2 separate regions of the Mus musculus genome follow, and region 1 is linked to region 2. A link is a loop called in an ENCODE intact Hi-C map of the cell type or tissue named here. Cell type or tissue: left cerebral cortex. All regions are shown on one strand.

Region 1 (8,000 bases), 120 kb after region 2:
TGGTATGTAGAGGCAGGAGATGCCCTGTAAGCTCGAGGGCCAGGTAGGTAGCTTGGCATAGCAAACAGAAGAACAGAAGTCTCAGATACGGTGGCGAGTGAAGACTGAAGACCCACACTTGTGCCAGTATTCACACACCTGAAAGCCCAAGTTTAATCCCCAGATGACTCAAGAGTTGTCCTGACCTTTGTGCATGATTTAATGGTATGAGGTGCCAACAGTCAATACACAAAAACAAAAATGAATTCTAAGTGTAGCTGTTTCAGCTGGAAGTCAGTCATGTCCTATCCCTGGGGTGGTTTTAAACCCTGATTTAATTTATTTTTGTATTTTGGTGTTTTCCAAAACAGTATAACTCTGGCTGACCAGGTACTCATTATAACCAGGCTAGTCTCAAACTCAGAGATATATCTGTCTTTGCCTCTCCAGTGCTGGGATTAAAGGTGTGTGCCACCACTGTCCCACTGAACCTTGATTTCTAAAAATGACAATCACGGGTCTTCTGCACGACACTATCCAGCGAGGCACAGACAGCTGCAGACAAGTTCACGCAAAGAAAATCTTGGGTGTTCAATTGGGAACTTTGATATACTTAACACAGAAAATTGTCAATAAATACATGTTTATTGATTAAACTGAATTATAAAAAAACAAAACCAAAAAAACTTCCTTCTACTACTAAGCCATGCAGGCAGAGTCCACAAAGACAACTTGCTTGCCAAAACCCAGCTGATTCACGGTTACCATGATCTTTAAAAAAAAGAAAAAAAACAAAAAACAAAAAACAACCAAAAATGACCCATCCAAAGTCAATGTGCAGAGGCCAGGAACCCAGCTCTGCTAAGGCTGTGGCTGCTGCAGAGACGACCAAAGAGGATTAGGCTGTAGATTGAAGTGACCATTTACAGTTCTCCAGCTTTCTCAAAGGCAGAAGGTTGGCTTTGAAGTGTAGTCCGTCACCAATAAAATGGCATTTCGCAAAAAGCTGGGGACCAGCCCAGGTGGCTCCTCAGTTCAGATCTCCAATGCCATGGTTTTAGAGCAGGCCAAACTTCTGGGATCAGTCCTGTTCACTATGTTATAGTGTGCTGGGAGTTAAAAAGACAAAACAAAATCTGCAGGGAAAGCACTGGTGGTCACAGACGCCACCCCTGTGCCACCAGGCGGGCATGTCTTGAGTATCTCCCAGTCTATGAAAGCCTATTCAATGGGGACACATAGAAAAAGTTTATAAATCCATTTCCTCTTGTTTTATTAAATGCTCCACTTATGTACACTTTAGAGATGAACCACTTACACGCTTGTGCAGGCTGCCTCCTTGGCTCACAGGAGGAAACTCTGAACGCCTCGGGATGGATAAGGACGGTGTGGCTGTGGGGAAGGTTTGCTCTCCTCTATGGTACAGTACATTTTGGTTTATCACCATGAGTACATATTTTCTTAAAAAAATCCCTCATGCAAACTGTAGAAAAATTTTTCCTTGAAGTTGGCAGTGAAAAATAAAGATTCATGTCTTTCTCTGTGCACACCTCTATGCTTTTCACATCCGTTTCTCTGAATATGAGAGGAACAGGAAAGCCACGTGTAAGCAGGAGTTGAAGCAGTCTGTCTTTCTAGTTCAACACTTAACATGCCAGTTAAACCTGTGATGAGCAGGTGTGCCGTCAGCGAGCTTAACAGGACAAAGTTCTAGAGGAAAGGGACTACGCCATCGGGCTTGTTGAAGACAGAGACTAGGAATGGCTTCCACCTGAAACACTCATCACCTCACTCAGTACCTCTGCTTGCCAGGGACACATGTGCTCCTTTGTCCAGAGTGAAGGATGATGTGAAAAATCAGGAAAGGGGTCAAGGGTTACAAGTGCAAAAAAATATTGTTTCTGTTATATTTTGGTGGAGGGTGGTGAGGACAGAAAAATCTATCCATTCTAGATGTTTCAAGGTGGTTCATGCACGTTTTAAAGCACAACTTTATATCTAGAGCTGCTGAAGAAGCCAGCACCTCTGGGGAGGGAGGGAAGGAGCAGAAGGAAAGAGTTCAGTGGGATTCATTTTTCATTTTCATTTTTATATAAAAGTGTTAAGACCACAATGAAAAAAACTTATCCACATATGTAATAGTCAGTTTGTCAGCTACATATTCTTTCTTTCCATCTGCAGCAAAGTTCTCATGTTAACAATGATTAGATAGTATCATGCCCAAAGACATTGGCCACACAGTAAAACAAACAAAACCCAGAAATACTATGATACAATTGAGGTAAACGGGGAAATGAAACAACTTAATATCTGTCCACAAAGGATTGTTTTCCTAGATTTTGTCAGAAAAATAGCAAACACAGTGATTTAAATTAAAGAAGAAAAAAAGGGTCACAAAAACATGTTTTTAGGAGTAACCAATGGGCCAGCTCCTCGGCTCAGAACTGATCACTACCGGCGTTCCTAATAACCCACAAATTCACAGGAAGAGTCAATGCTGGGAGTGGTGGCATAAAATTGAAACTATAAACCAAGTACCCCACTGGTACCCATCTTGTCTAAGCCCCTCTAACCTCCCTCACCTTCCTTCCTGACTCCATAGCTTCCATAGCCTCAGCACCTAGATCTCCATCAGATCAAGGTCAGCTTCCTCAAAGCCATAGAAAGACTCCGTCTCACTTTCCCCCTCAAAAAGCTGGTGAAGGCTTTCAGGCTCGACTGTCTCTTCAGGAGATGACCTGGGTCGGGGGGCAGAAGCTGAGTGCTCCTCAGACTGTTCTCCATTTAGCTTGAGCTGCTCCTCTAGGGAGGCAATGAGCTCCTCCTGCATGTCAGCGTTGCGTGTGGGTGAGTTAACGTTGCCATCGGGACCTGGCAGAACACTAGCCACAAGGAAGGACCGCTGAACTAGCTCTGGGGAGTCCCCAATGACACCCAGCACCTCTCCCAGCCAGACCAACACCAGCTGAAGCAAGACATCAGAATCACAAGCAGCGTCAGCCATTTCCCGAGCCTGTTCCTTCCACTTTTTGTGCAGGAAGTTCTTAACAGTTCGTTTGATGCATACATCTAGTGGCTGGATTTTGGAGCTACAACCGGCGGGGACTACCGCAGGCAAAGTGCTAGAGGCACTGAGCAGGGCCAGTACTTCTTCTGACAAGTGAGTGCGATGACAGTCCATCACCAACATGCTTTTGCTGTGCTGACAAGCTGTGTGCTTCTTCCATACACGGGTTGACCAAAGCTCCATGATTTCGTCGTCGCTGTAGCCACTGTCTTTGGCCTCTAGTAATATAGAGTCTGGCACATTAGCGAACCGATTCGCTTGTCCTCGGAAGAAAACAAGGGTGGGGAGGACAGTGCCATCTGCTAGGATAGCCAGCACGACGTCACACCAAGGCTCCCCTGTGCCCACTGTCTGCAGAGCGTTCTCCTTTCGGTCATCACTGCTCAGCACCTCTGTGTCCAGGAACAAAGAGATCTCATCAATAGCCACAATCATAGACAAAGGTAAGTCCTGATTGTGAATCTGCCGCTGCACAAACTCAATGAAGAGTCCAGCATTTTCTGCTACATGCTTCGGTAACGTGTGGGCGACAGCTCGCCGGGCATGGGGAGTGAGGTGGTGCCGAAGCATGAAGCGCACAGCCCACTCATAGGAGATCTTAAACCCCCCTTCCAAAGAGCGTCCAATTTTGGTGGCCTTCTGAAACAAGGTCTCCTCATTTACAGGGAGCTGCTGCTCTCTCTGGATCAGCACCCATTCAGCCAGTTTTTCTTCTGCCTCAAAGCTGAGATATTTGCCCTCTAAGTTCTCTCCCTGAGAGGCCTGGAAGCGTCGAAGCCAACGACGGATTCGCCGCTGGGGGTTTCGAAAGTGTTCAGCCGCCTGTTCAGTGTTGCAGCACAGGGCAAACAGTACTACCCGAAGCTTCTTCACAGACAGCTGCTCTTTCTTGCCAACCCCACTGCCACCTCCACCACCTGATGCTGGCTCAGGATCCTGGGTGACAGGGCTTCCTTCTTCCTGTTCACTGACATTCAGACACTCAGTCCCCTCTGTGGCCGAGGGTGGCAGGGCGGAGGGCTGTGGGTGAGTGGGGGTTGCTGGTGGGGTTGCAGTTGAGGCTGGGGATGGAAGTGCCTGGAGCACAGGACCTGCCAGCTCTTGGGGCTCCGCTGGGGTGACTCCTACAGGCTTCACAGTGGCAGCTTTGTTAGGGACGAGGGGAGGTGGAAGATATGTATTCTTCATGCTCCAGTCGAACACTCGTTCAGAAGCCTGGCCAGGCCTAAAGGAATGGGCATGGGAACAGAGAGCAGAAATGTCAGTTACACTTCAGGAGTTAAATCACAGTATCAGAAAGAACAGACATTGTGCAAAGTGTCCATGAAATGAGCATTACCTCAAGTGAGACATCCAACTGAGCCCTGGGAAAATGAGATTGGGAAGAAATGGTTAGCTCACTGGGGAGAAATGAAAAGCATTCCATAGACATATCTTGGAATTTCAACATGTTACCCCCTTAATCGGCTCTTACTATAGCCAGCCTTCCCAGGTTAGAATGCTTATAGTCTGCTATAGTGTGCATCTAAACAGTGAATGGGTGAGGCCAGAGGAAGATGCTCCTCCTGGCTCATACAGTATGACATCTTACCCGCAGTACCAGTTTCCCCCTCTTACCCCGTGGTAAGATGTTGCTAGATCTGTGGGAGGGGTTGAACACTAAATGCTTGGCCATCGCATCTCCCACGGAGGTAGCAAAGGTACACGAAGTGCAGGCCAGCTTGATTCCACTGTGGGAAGAGGAGAGAAGAGGACCAAGAGTGTATTAGATACAAACAGCGATAACACTAAACAAAGTTAAACTTTGAGGTTTAATATGGGAGTAAGTCACATAACCACTTTATATAAAAAAAGACTTGATATTATTAACAAAAGAGCACCAAAAAGTGTTTTATTACCTTACAGAATTTTTAAACAAAGCCAAATACTTGGGACTTTTCCGTGGAACATGATTGCTGAGAAAGACAAAGAAGCAGAGAGTTACAACCAATGACAATGTCCAGCCAAAGAGATACCTTCACAATCCACACCAGTTTGACCATCAGGCTTCTCAAACTTCAATATAAGCACAAAATAACTGGAGGATCAATTACAATTCACATTTTAATTCAGGCCTAGATAAAAATGATGTCACTGAGAGGCCTGCTCTTTTCTAAGGTGAAGTGGAGGGAGTGTGGATATGGGGTGGAGGGGAGGCTGGGGGAAAAATACAAGGGGGAGGGGAAACTGCTGTTGGGATGTAATATATGAGAATTAAAAATATAAAAAAAAAGGATTAGCATTTCTAACAAGCTCCCATCCAATGCTCGGGCTACACTTGCAGTAGGGAGACCCTAGGGGATTATGTAGAGCAGACTAACAGAGCTGACTCAATATGGTTTGTTCTTTTACCTTCCGAGAAGAGATGGACACACAGCTTTAAAGTTGAAGAAAAAAACAAAATAGAAATGGGAGGGGATTAAATAAGTTTTGGACTCCAAGCTAGAAATCCTGGTTTCTCATGACTTACTTGATCATGTGATTGGCATAAGCTCTAGAGCAGCAGGTGCTGTATCGGCAGAGAGAACAATGCACATAGGTAGGGAAATGATTAGGAAAATCTGGAATCTCAAAGCTGCACTCCAGACATGTCTGCCGGCCCATGACGCTCCTGTCAAAAACAAAAATGTCATTACTCCCTCAGGTATCACAAAAGCGTAAGATTTTGACCCTGAAAAAAATTGTATCTGATTTCTTTGGCTATTAGGAAATACCCTGCCCAGATAGTCCCCACCCGCCTATCATTTAGAAGGAGGCACTGACATTTTCCTAACAGCTCTCTTCTGGATATTGCGCTGGACAGGGGGATAAAGGAAGACAGGTAGGGGGTCAGTGGAGGTCAGCGCTGCTGCCTCCTGCAAGGTGCCAGAAGGTGCATCATTTGAAGACACAGGAACAGTTCTCGGCTGCCCCCGGGAAGCCCGGATTGTCACCTGAGAACCAAGGGAAGAACAGTTAGCTAGGTGACACTCACACAGGATGACTCTAGAAGACACTCACAGGAAACCTCAGGGTTCTGTGCCCACCTACGCTTACTCTCCCTGAGTCTGTGACAGCAACCTTGGCAAACTCTTACCTTGGTGCCTGGTTTCAAGCCTTCCAGTTGCTTAGGCTTACGGAAGGTTTTATGGTGCTGCAGCTTGTGTTCAATTTTGTCCTTGGCAAAGAGAAACTGCAGCCGGCATTTGTTGCAGTGATAAACATTTCTCTTCTAAAGTGAAGAAAAGCAAAACAGACAAGAACCGCTTAAAGGTTTCTACTGAATCAAAATCAGCACCACTCTTCCTTCTTTCTGTTTGGAATTTACTAAGAATAAGAAAAGAACCATTCAAGATGAAAAAGCCTATCACTGAGAACTGGTATCTCACACCCTGACAAAGTGAAGGCCAAGACACACAGGTTCTCAGTCAGTCCTTGGAGTGCATGGTCAGTGGCACACGCCTGCTCACCTAGATCACCTTAGCACCGCAGACTGCTATCTATTCCTGGACAGTCTTCTTGATTTTTAAAGCACACAGAAACATACATGGTGTCAAGTAAACAACAGAACAACTTGGACTCTCATTCTGTCCCCTCCACCTGCTAGGTCTGCCTTTAATTCCTGGTTGTTGGTTCATTTCCACAGACATCTTTTCACTGGCTATGTATATGAACAACCACAGAGCAAAGCTTTCTTTGGTTTCTTTCTAGTGGTGTTAGGGATACAAGCAAAAAGCTGAGGCCTTCCTTATGTTAGGCAAGCACCCGATCACCAAGACTTTCCAGCCATACCCCTTTAAAGACTACATACAAAACATAGCACTCCCCTTTGTATTCTTGCTTTCCCCCCCTTTTCCAGGAGGTGGAATGTGGGGTAGGGGGCTTAATACATCTTTATATACAGCTGTTTTTGAGTCTGCAGCCTGACAAAGGCAGTGCTTGTTTCAGGAGCCACTCTTACTCCCTTGTTATCTCACCTAACCCATCTCTGCATTGTAAATATATATAATTTTAGCAATGCGTCTTGACTCCATCTCTTTTCTTTACTTCAAAAGCCAACAACCACTAATATCGCCTACCTGATTAAAGCCTTTGGGTAATCTTTCCCCTCTGCTCTAGCTTTGACTTAGTTTACTTAGTGCTGGCAGTGTAAAATCTTAAACCTATCACTGCAGAACTTGAGTCCTTTTCCTAGCCTAGGAGAACACCCATAATCTATCTGCACATAGCTTCCAACATGTACCTTGTACTCTACCGTTTGCTCTGAACACCCCTTACCTCCCTACACACCGGCTCTGTCCTATTTTATTCCCCACCATTATTCATCCTTCAGACCTGAAACAGCACTTCTTTCTGGATGTCCCTTCAGTTCCCAGAATAGATAGATGCTTCTCTGTATCGTCCCCTATTAACAAAGCCCTCATTTTTGTGTGTGTGCGTGCGTGTATTTTCCTTTAACACTAAACCTCTAACATCTAACCTAGTGTGTAGGAAGAAACAAGAACTGAATGATGTTTGCTAACACAATATTATCTTCTCTACCAACATTATTTATCTATCTCAACCCTGTCCCTAGGATCCAAACCTCAAATAAGAATACAGGACTGCTTGTGCCTGATACCTGGTGCCTCATGTAGTGTTGCTGGAAGGCATTGCCATTTTTGAAGACTTTTAGGCAATACGGGCAAAGCAAATGCCGAGTATCTTCATGGATCATCCGAAAATGGACATCTACTTCAGAGTAGAGGGAGGAGCGATACTGACACACCTGAGTTATGCAAGAAAGAAAATAAGGGCAAGGTGAACAACTGGAGCCATAAAGAGAGATAACAACAAAGATTGATGCAGGAATATTCTTCAATGCACAGGTGTTACTGTCTTGGATTCGCACTGGAGATCTATGTGGATGGTAAGCTTAGCTGTGATGTCTGGGAAC
Region 2 (8,000 bases):
GAAGCTCATGTGGTCCAGGCCTCAAATTCCCCACATAGCTAGGATGATCTGGAACTCCCTGCAGCTACCACCCAGTGAGAGCCTACAGGCTGTCATGCCTGTTTATGTGGTAACGGGGATCAAATTCAGAACACGGTGCATTCTAAAGCAAAGCACTCTTCAAACTTGACCTACATCACCAATTCAAATCTATTAAGTTATTAGGAATAGTGAGTTTATCAGGGGCTGGAGAAATGGTTCAGTGGTTAAGAGCACTGATTATTCTTCTAGAGAAAGAGGACCTGGGTTCAATTCCCAGCATCCACACAGTGGCTAACAACTATCTGTAACTCTACTCTAAAGGGATCCGATGATCTCTGGCTCTACTGGGCACTTTATGCTGGCTGTGCACAGACATACATGCTGGTAAAACATTCATACATTTAAAAAAAATACAAAAATGGTTATCAGCTCTCTGCCTTGCCAAAGGAACAGAATTTCATCTTCCAAACATTTTTTTTTTTTTTTTTGGTTTTTCGAGACAGGGTTTCTGTCCTGGAACTCACTTTGTAGACCAGGCTGGCCTCGAACTCAGAAATCCGCCTGCCTCTGCCTCCCGAGTGCTGGGATTAAAGGCGTGCGCCACCACGCCCAGCTTCTAAACATTTTCTTTTTTGGTGGTTTTATTTACATACCAGTTTCTGAACTGAAATTGCTGAGGTCTATAACTAACGCCAGCTTTCCTGTAACACAAGTTCTAGAGCATCCAGTGCCCTTTCTGGCCTCCACTGGCAATAGGTATGCACAGATATATATGCAGGGAAAATATCCAAACACACACACACACACACAAATTTTAGGAAATTATGGAGTGAGGAGAAATGAGAGTGCATGACTGGGAATTTCAAGCTTATCTCTACGGAATCCCTCATCCATTTCCTTTTTCGCTTTTGGTCACTGACAGTATTACCAGGGTCTATTATCTCTTGCTTTCTTGCTAAGGACCCAGTCACACCAACCCTCTTCCCCAGCACCGTATGGCATCTGCATAGACCAGAACACATCATTCCTATCCTGCAAAATAAAATTCTCCCTGAGTGTGGTGGCAAAGGCCTTTAATCCCAACACTCAGGAGGCAGAGGCAGGAAGAACTCTCTGAATTCAAAACCACCCTGGTCTACATATCAAGGTCTAGGACAGCCAGGGTCACATAGAAAGACCCTGCCTCCCAGACTCTTCAGCCTCATGTCACTGCCTGCTATCCAAATTTTGTTCCTAATGGAACATTTCCTTGTCTTTGCCTCACAACTTCATCTGTCCTCATTCTCCTTTATCCTTTCTGCCCTACTTACTCAAATGGTCACTCCTCTAAATCCTCAGTTTCCTTCCTCACTTCCTCTAGCATTTGTCCAGCACAGTTTTCCTCTTTGGCTTAATGTCACACAAACAAAATCTTCTCTAAAAATATGTTGTTCACCAGCTAAGAACTGTATGTAAAGGGATAGAGAAGAGCCCTCTGAAAGATTAGGATGAAGGGCACAAGTCACTTACCTGTCCTTGACTTGCAATAGGTAGCAGACCAAGCAGTAGCCAGCACAGCTTTGCACAAAATTGCGCTGGGCACTGAGGAATGCCTCAGTGGTATAACTGCCATGTTCCTGTAGGAAGTAATCGAGCAAGGAGAGCTGTGACTGTTTCTTCACCTGGTGGATGGACACAGCGTTGACTACTGGTTCAATCATGCCACTGTCAGCTGAAATCACAAGAATCTTATATGGCTTGATCCAAAGAGGCACTCGCTCCTGTTCCCAAATGGACTGTGAAGAGACACAAAGGTATTGAGAGTGGCTCATCTTTCTCCAAACTAGAGAATAAAATTTTCTTCTCAACCTCTCTCCCTTAGTGTCGTGGATTGAAGGACATTAAATAAGACTTACTGACCTATTAAGAACCTGGAAGTTTTCTGTTTGAGACAGACTCATGTAGGCTAACCTTGAATTCCGGAGCCCTGTCTCCACATGTTCTAGGATTGTAGGTGTACACAACCACAAATAAAAGAACGAGGAAGTTTAAAAGGAATTTCAGGGCCTGGCAAAGGGCAGGAACTACACAGAGGTAGGAAAAAGGTAGAGAGGAAATTTATCACCTAAGTAGGGAGAGTAGGGACTATTAATATAAGTTTGAATAATAAAAAGATGGGATTTTAGGGGCAGAGAAAGCTACTTTAGAAAATGAAAATACTATTGGATGTGGTGGCATAAGCCTATATTCCCAGCAGCTGGAAGGCAGAGGCAGAAGGATCACAAGTTTGAGGTCAACCTTGATTACAGTAGAGTCAGAAGTCAGCCTGAGTTACATGAGACCCTGTCTTAAAAACAAAACAAGGGCTAGAGAGATGGCTCAGAGGCTAAGAGTACTGACTGCTCTTCCAAAGGTCCAATTCCCAGCAACCACATGGTGGCTCACAACCATCTGTAATAGGATCTGATGCCCTCTTCTTGTCTGTCTGAAAGACAGTGACAGTGTACACATATATATAAATCAATATTTAAAACAAACAAAACCAAAATGAAAGTACTGCTTATAATCCTAGTATTTGGGAAGCTGAGGCAGCAGTAATGAACACAAGAATAGTAGTGACACTGGCTGAGGGTGGAGAGGGTACAAGCAAGTTCCATTTGGCTACAAGTGAGATCCTTTCTAAAAACAATCAAAACCAAAATCAAGAGAAAGTTAGTTCAAGCTACCTCTATCCCTCAAAAAACCTACAAATATTATAGAGAATTGGATTGAATAGGTGAAGCCTCTTTGAGGTCACCAACCCAGGTGATCAATGTCTCAACATAGTATAGCCAGGTACATTGATGCACATCTGTAATTCTAGTATTCACACTGATGCATGAATTCATTATCATGAATTCAAGGCCAGCCTAGACTGCTTAATGAGTTCCAGGTAAACCTGAACTATAGTGACCCTGTCCCAAAGCAAGGGCTGGAGAAATGGCTCAGGGGCTAAGAGTAACTCCTGCTCTTGATGGGAATTTGGGTTCAGTTCCTAGCACCTATCAGGCTTCTTACAACTAACTCCAGTTCCAGGAGGATCTGATACTCTGTTCTGCCCTCCATGGACACTGTACACATTTGCTGTGCAGACAAGCATGCTAGGAAACCATCCATACACATAAATGAAAGTAAATGTTTTTCAAAATACAAAACTAAACCAAAATACTTGAGCACAGTGTAAATCCATCCATCCCAGATCATTTGGGAGGTTCTGATTTAAAGGAAAAATCCAAAGTGCGGCGGTGCATGGTACATGCACATCATCCTAGCCTTGGGAGGTGAAGGCAGGGCGATCAAGGGTACAAGCCCATCTTTGACCATAACTGATTCAAGGCCAGCCTGAATTACAAAATCCTAACTGAAATCACACCCATCAAAAAATGACATCCAGTGATGAGAACAGGGCAGATGCAGTTCCAGAAACAACCAACAGAGGTCCCCATAGAGCTGTTCTTCTCTGGAGAAAGGCAAACCAGTTTCATTTTCATCTTCCCATTCAGACCTGGGTAGGAAGCAGGTGCCCAGCAGAGCTCCCTGGAGTTGCACTGAGCCTTTCCTTTCAACACCCCTTTCTCTGTGTGTTTCGTTTTTTTTTTCTTTGCTGCTCTGTGCTTCCATTTCTTTACCTGCAGTTGTTTCAACACCTGGAAAGCCAGCAGCTCCTGGCGAAGGTCATCTCCACACTTGACAATGACTGAAAGGAGTCGCCAATTGGGAAGATGGCCATACGGGGAACCTTCTCTGATCCTCCTGTGAAGAAAAAAGTCACAGGATGATGCCAGGGTAAGGACTCAGACCACAGAGGAAGCCTGATGAGTGTTTAGATGTAGAAGGGCAATGGAAGAGGTGAGCACCTGAAGATACCTTGGAATATGAGGGAGGTACTGAGACCACTGTCTACCCTCTACCCTCCTCACCGCACTTTCTCCTGCCAGGGCTCTTTGAGGGCAACTGCAGAAGGGTCTTCAGGGTCTCGTTTGAAGGCTGTAGGAGTATGAGCCAGCTGTTCTGAAAGGCGCCGTCTAGCAGGAAGAAAATACACAATTTACTTGGAAGAGTTATCTCAGAGCTGCATGCATGCTTTGCCCACTTTCCCTTGCCACAGTTCCTAGATTCCTGGCAGATTCTTGGCTGGGAAAGCCAGAGAAGCAAGGATAATCAATGGTACAGTTTTGCTAACTTGGTAGTTTGTGATCATGTTAAAATGCAGAGAGCCTTGTATTCTTCATTCCTCTATTCCAATATTGATTCAGAATGGGTATGACTCCAGAATCTGCATGTATAACAAGATTTCCTCTCTGCCTTCAAAGGAAGGATTCCACTTGGGGGTCTCACTTTGATGACTGGTTTTGCTTTTCTTTTTTGTGATGCCGAGAACTGAACCCATGGTCTTTCACATGCTAGTCAAGTGCAACTTGGACAAACTCAAATGCCCTTTGGGGCATTTTCTTCTTTTTGGAACTCTCTTAAAATGTCATTTCTTTTTGTAGTAGCTCAAGCAATGTCTCAGCTGCACCTTCAGGGCCTCAAGTACTGAGCAAGGACAGAATAAGGAGATAAAGGAGAGGGACATAAAGCTGACAGCTGGTAACCAGACACAGGACAAAGAGGCAGAACGAAGAAGATGGAGATGAAGGACGAGGTGATTGGGCCATACCGGATGTCCCCTGCTGCAATGAACACAGGCTCCTTGCTCTCCTGGCTGGTGATGCTGTCCACCGAGAACTGGGAGATGTTGTCACAGCTGTTGGTGTGCACTTCAGGGAGCTGGGAAGAGCAGGTCAGAAATGCTAAACACAGATCTCCCTCTTGATCTCTGCTCACTTGCCACTAACTAACTACCTATGGCATGGTGGCCTACCACTCCACTCCAGCCTTCTCCCAAAGCCACCATGGTTCCATATCACTGAGGCCTTGAGCCATAGATCCCACAGCAGTGTTCTCAAAGTGTGAACTCATAGAATTCATGGAAAAGCATAGGAAGTGCAGATTCTCAGTTCTGACCATCAGCCCAAATTAGAACTACTGGGAATGAAATCTAGAAGCTGCATTTTTGTGAACTTTCTAGAATATTCCCAACACTCTCTAAGAATGGTCTCAAACTCCTCCTTTCCCAGCCTCCATGTCAGTGCAGGGACTACAGGTGGATCACCATACCCAGACAATTTCTTCTGGCTAAATCTCCACCTAATCTCCTCACTCTTATCTATAAAATATTCTGCCAGGCCCCAAGAAGTCTCTGTCCTTCCTTTTACAAAGTACTCTCAATTATACCTGCCATCTAATACACAGTAACTCGTGTATCTTCATTTTTCTTCTTCCAGCCCCACAGTGCGGCTTGAGTTTATTTTCATAGCTAACAGGGCTGAGTGAGTGCACTGCTTGTCGGGGCCATGCCAGCCTCTCTAGCCTCACTCACTCATCACCTCACACTACGCATCAGCACATATTAGTTTTTTTTCATTCCTATCATGGCCATGTTGCATTTTCTCTTCCTCAGTCTGAATGGTCTGAATGTTCTTTGTTCTGCTAATTAAACCATGCTTCCAGCCTCAGCAGAAATATCACTTCCTCCAGGAAATCTTTTGATTCTGATGCTGAGTGTGGAGTAAGCACTCTCTCCACCTTTAGGCACTTCCAGAATGTCTCATGCTCCCTGTTACAGCGCAGATTACACCAGACTAGAACTGTCAGCTGTCTGGTCTGATTCTGTTAGCACATAAACTCTTACAAGTATAAGCCAAGTCTCATTCATTAGCATATAGTACTCAGTACCCTGAAACTGGAGTTTCTGACAGTGGTGAGCTACTGCAGAGGTGCTGGGAAAGGAACACAGTTCTCTGTTAAGAGCAGCCAGTGCTCTTAACCCTGGGTCATGTCTCCAGCCCTTTATATATTTGACTAAATATATGAATGTGTGGCTTGTCAGTCTCTACTGTCCTCAATCAACTTTATATAGCAGGTGTTCCTTGAATATTTTATTAGTTTCCCCTAGGTCCTCCTTACATTCAACCTGAACTCCTGCTGTAAGAGGAGCTTGAACCTATTCCAACCAGCTACTCAGAGCTTTTCCTTCTCATACCCCTTACTATGTACAATATTCATGCAAATTTGTGCCTCGCTCTGTTAACAGGTGTGTTAGTTCACATGTATTAAAAGCTCCTAGAGAACAGGGGCTGTGCCCCTAGGATTATCTCCTTGGAGATCCCTCACCTCCACTTGCAGCTCGCCTATATCATCCACTGACCAGGCTTCATCATCATTGTCATAATTGGGCACAGTGCTGAAGCTGCCAGCTCGCTGCTCATGAGTGATACCACATTCAGGCAGGTTCTCTACAGACCGTGTACTCCGAATTCGGTTTTCAGGAATCCGGGCAGGAACACTAGTTGTGTCAAAGTTTTCACATTCGAGAACTTCCACGTAGATCAGGTAGGGAGCCTGGGTGAGAAGAGAGAGCATTTGCCACTACCTCCCTATCTAAGTTCTACTGACAGTTCTCTCTGTTCCAACCTTCATCAGCAGTCCACTATGACCATGGAAAACATGCACAGGTAGGAGCTTGTATTCCATCTGGGTAAAGGGTGTACATGCCTCTGAGCTTATCATCAGGGCTTCAGAAGGCACAGGTGCAACTGGGAAAAACTGTTCCCACTATCAATGACAGTCTTACAGAGAGGCCTAGAAGCTCTGTGGGTTCATGCTAAGGTCAGGGCCCAGGAAAGCAGACACACAAACTGGATAAAGTGAGATGTATGTCAAGGAAAATCCTCTTTTTCAATACTTCCTCTGAGAGAATATGAACCATGAGGACAATCACATCACTCCAGTACACAGACAACATAGTAAGAATTGGGAGTATTTCTTTCCTTTCTGCCCTCTCTGATCAAAAAGTCTTATAAACTTTTTTCTTTCATATATGGTGGTTATGCCTGGATAGGCTAAAAGTTAGAGAAAGGCTGGAGGGCCTACCAAAAGGAGGGTAAGGAGTATGTGAAAAGCCACTTGCCCTCAATTTAGCACAAGGTAAACTGAAATTATTAGGCTACTTTGGTCCATAAAAACAAGACTCAAGCCGGGCGTGGTGGCCCACGCCTTTAATCCCAGCACTCAGGAGGCAGAGGCAGGCCTCTGAGTTCGAGGCCAGCCTGGTCTACAGAGTGAGTTCCAGGACAGCCAGGGCTACACAGAGAAACCCTGTCTCGAAAAACCAAAAAAAAAAAAAACCAAGACTCAAGAAGTTGGGCAGGAGGGTCCTTGGGTTCTCAGCATCACAAGAGCAATGAGTCACTCTTAGCACATGCACCATAAACTAAAAAGGTCTCTAACATACCAGTAAGGAACAATGCCTGAGCAATCATGAAAATGCAGTCAGGTGAGGGGAAGGGTCTGGGTGAGAGCCACTTACCTTATCCTTGGAATTGAGAACAACAGCTTGTGTGTGGGGCACACGGACCACGTGGTGGTCAAAGCCAGCCGTGGGCAGCCAGACTCGGGCAGGGAGCTTATGGTTGAGCAGGGAAAGCTCTGAGATCAGCCTTTGTGTTTTTTGCTCTTTAGTGGGGAGCGTGGCCAGCCGTTTGCCGATTGCCATCAAAGACTTGATGAATTCTCGCTCAGGGGCCAGCCGGACAGGCTACAGAGGGTTAAGATTAAACCAAAGATGGTAAAGGAAACATTGAAAAAAGTGGATTATCCCTCTTATTTCCTTCTGGCTAGGGCCTCTAGTATATAAAGAACCACAGGAAAGGAGCTACCTTTGGCCATGATAGGAGTTTCTATCCTACTTTTCTTAGCTTGAATTGGGAAGAACACATCCCCTTTCTGAAGGCTTCCTGGGGACTCAAGATGACCTGAACTCAGCTTACTGGGACTGAACCCTTTGCTTGGACTTGAGTTCTCAAAAACCTTTTAGTTCAGGCAAGAGGACAAGGTCTCAAAAAGCCATCCAGGACCTC

The links. Peaks named below come from ENCODE experiments on the same cell type or tissue, not always from the same donor. Only the 100,000 strongest peaks of a DNase experiment are listed, where the experiment ranks them.
Region 1: a loop joins it to region 2, with 2.9 times the contacts of the local background. A loop is called at or near these places in 13 of 42 quality-filtered maps.

Annotation. Positions count from the first base shown.
Region 1 is chr3:94,874,932-94,882,931 of GRCm38, reverse strand. It overlaps Pogz (pogo transposable element with ZNF domain), which reads right to left. Exons shown (of 19, transcript NM_172683.4): 12 at 7,686-7,832; 13 at 6,162-6,296; 14 at 5,849-6,018; 15 at 5,556-5,696; 16 at 4,945-5,001; 17 at 4,664-4,776; 18 at 4,386-4,410; 19 at 1-4,271. The coding sequence ends at 2,600. Among named protein-coding and RNA genes, the nearest start is that of Psmb4, 8.0 kb to the left of the region's middle. In left cerebral cortex, no CTCF peak of the experiment used is centred here; DNase peaks (open chromatin) are centred at 3,026, 3,349, 3,528, 3,914 and 1 more place; H3K27ac peaks cover 591 bases.
Region 2 is chr3:94,992,644-95,000,643 of GRCm38, reverse strand. It overlaps Pi4kb (phosphatidylinositol 4-kinase beta), which reads right to left. Exons shown (of 11, transcript NM_175356.3): 3 at 7,451-7,678; 4 at 6,256-6,483; 5 at 4,700-4,809; 6 at 3,960-4,064; 7 at 3,669-3,792; 8 at 1,531-1,796. It also overlaps a transcript of Zfp687 not described here. Among named protein-coding and RNA genes, the nearest start is that of Mir7013, 7.5 kb to the left of the region's middle. In left cerebral cortex, a CTCF peak has its summit at 3,464; a DNase peak (open chromatin) is centred at 3,480.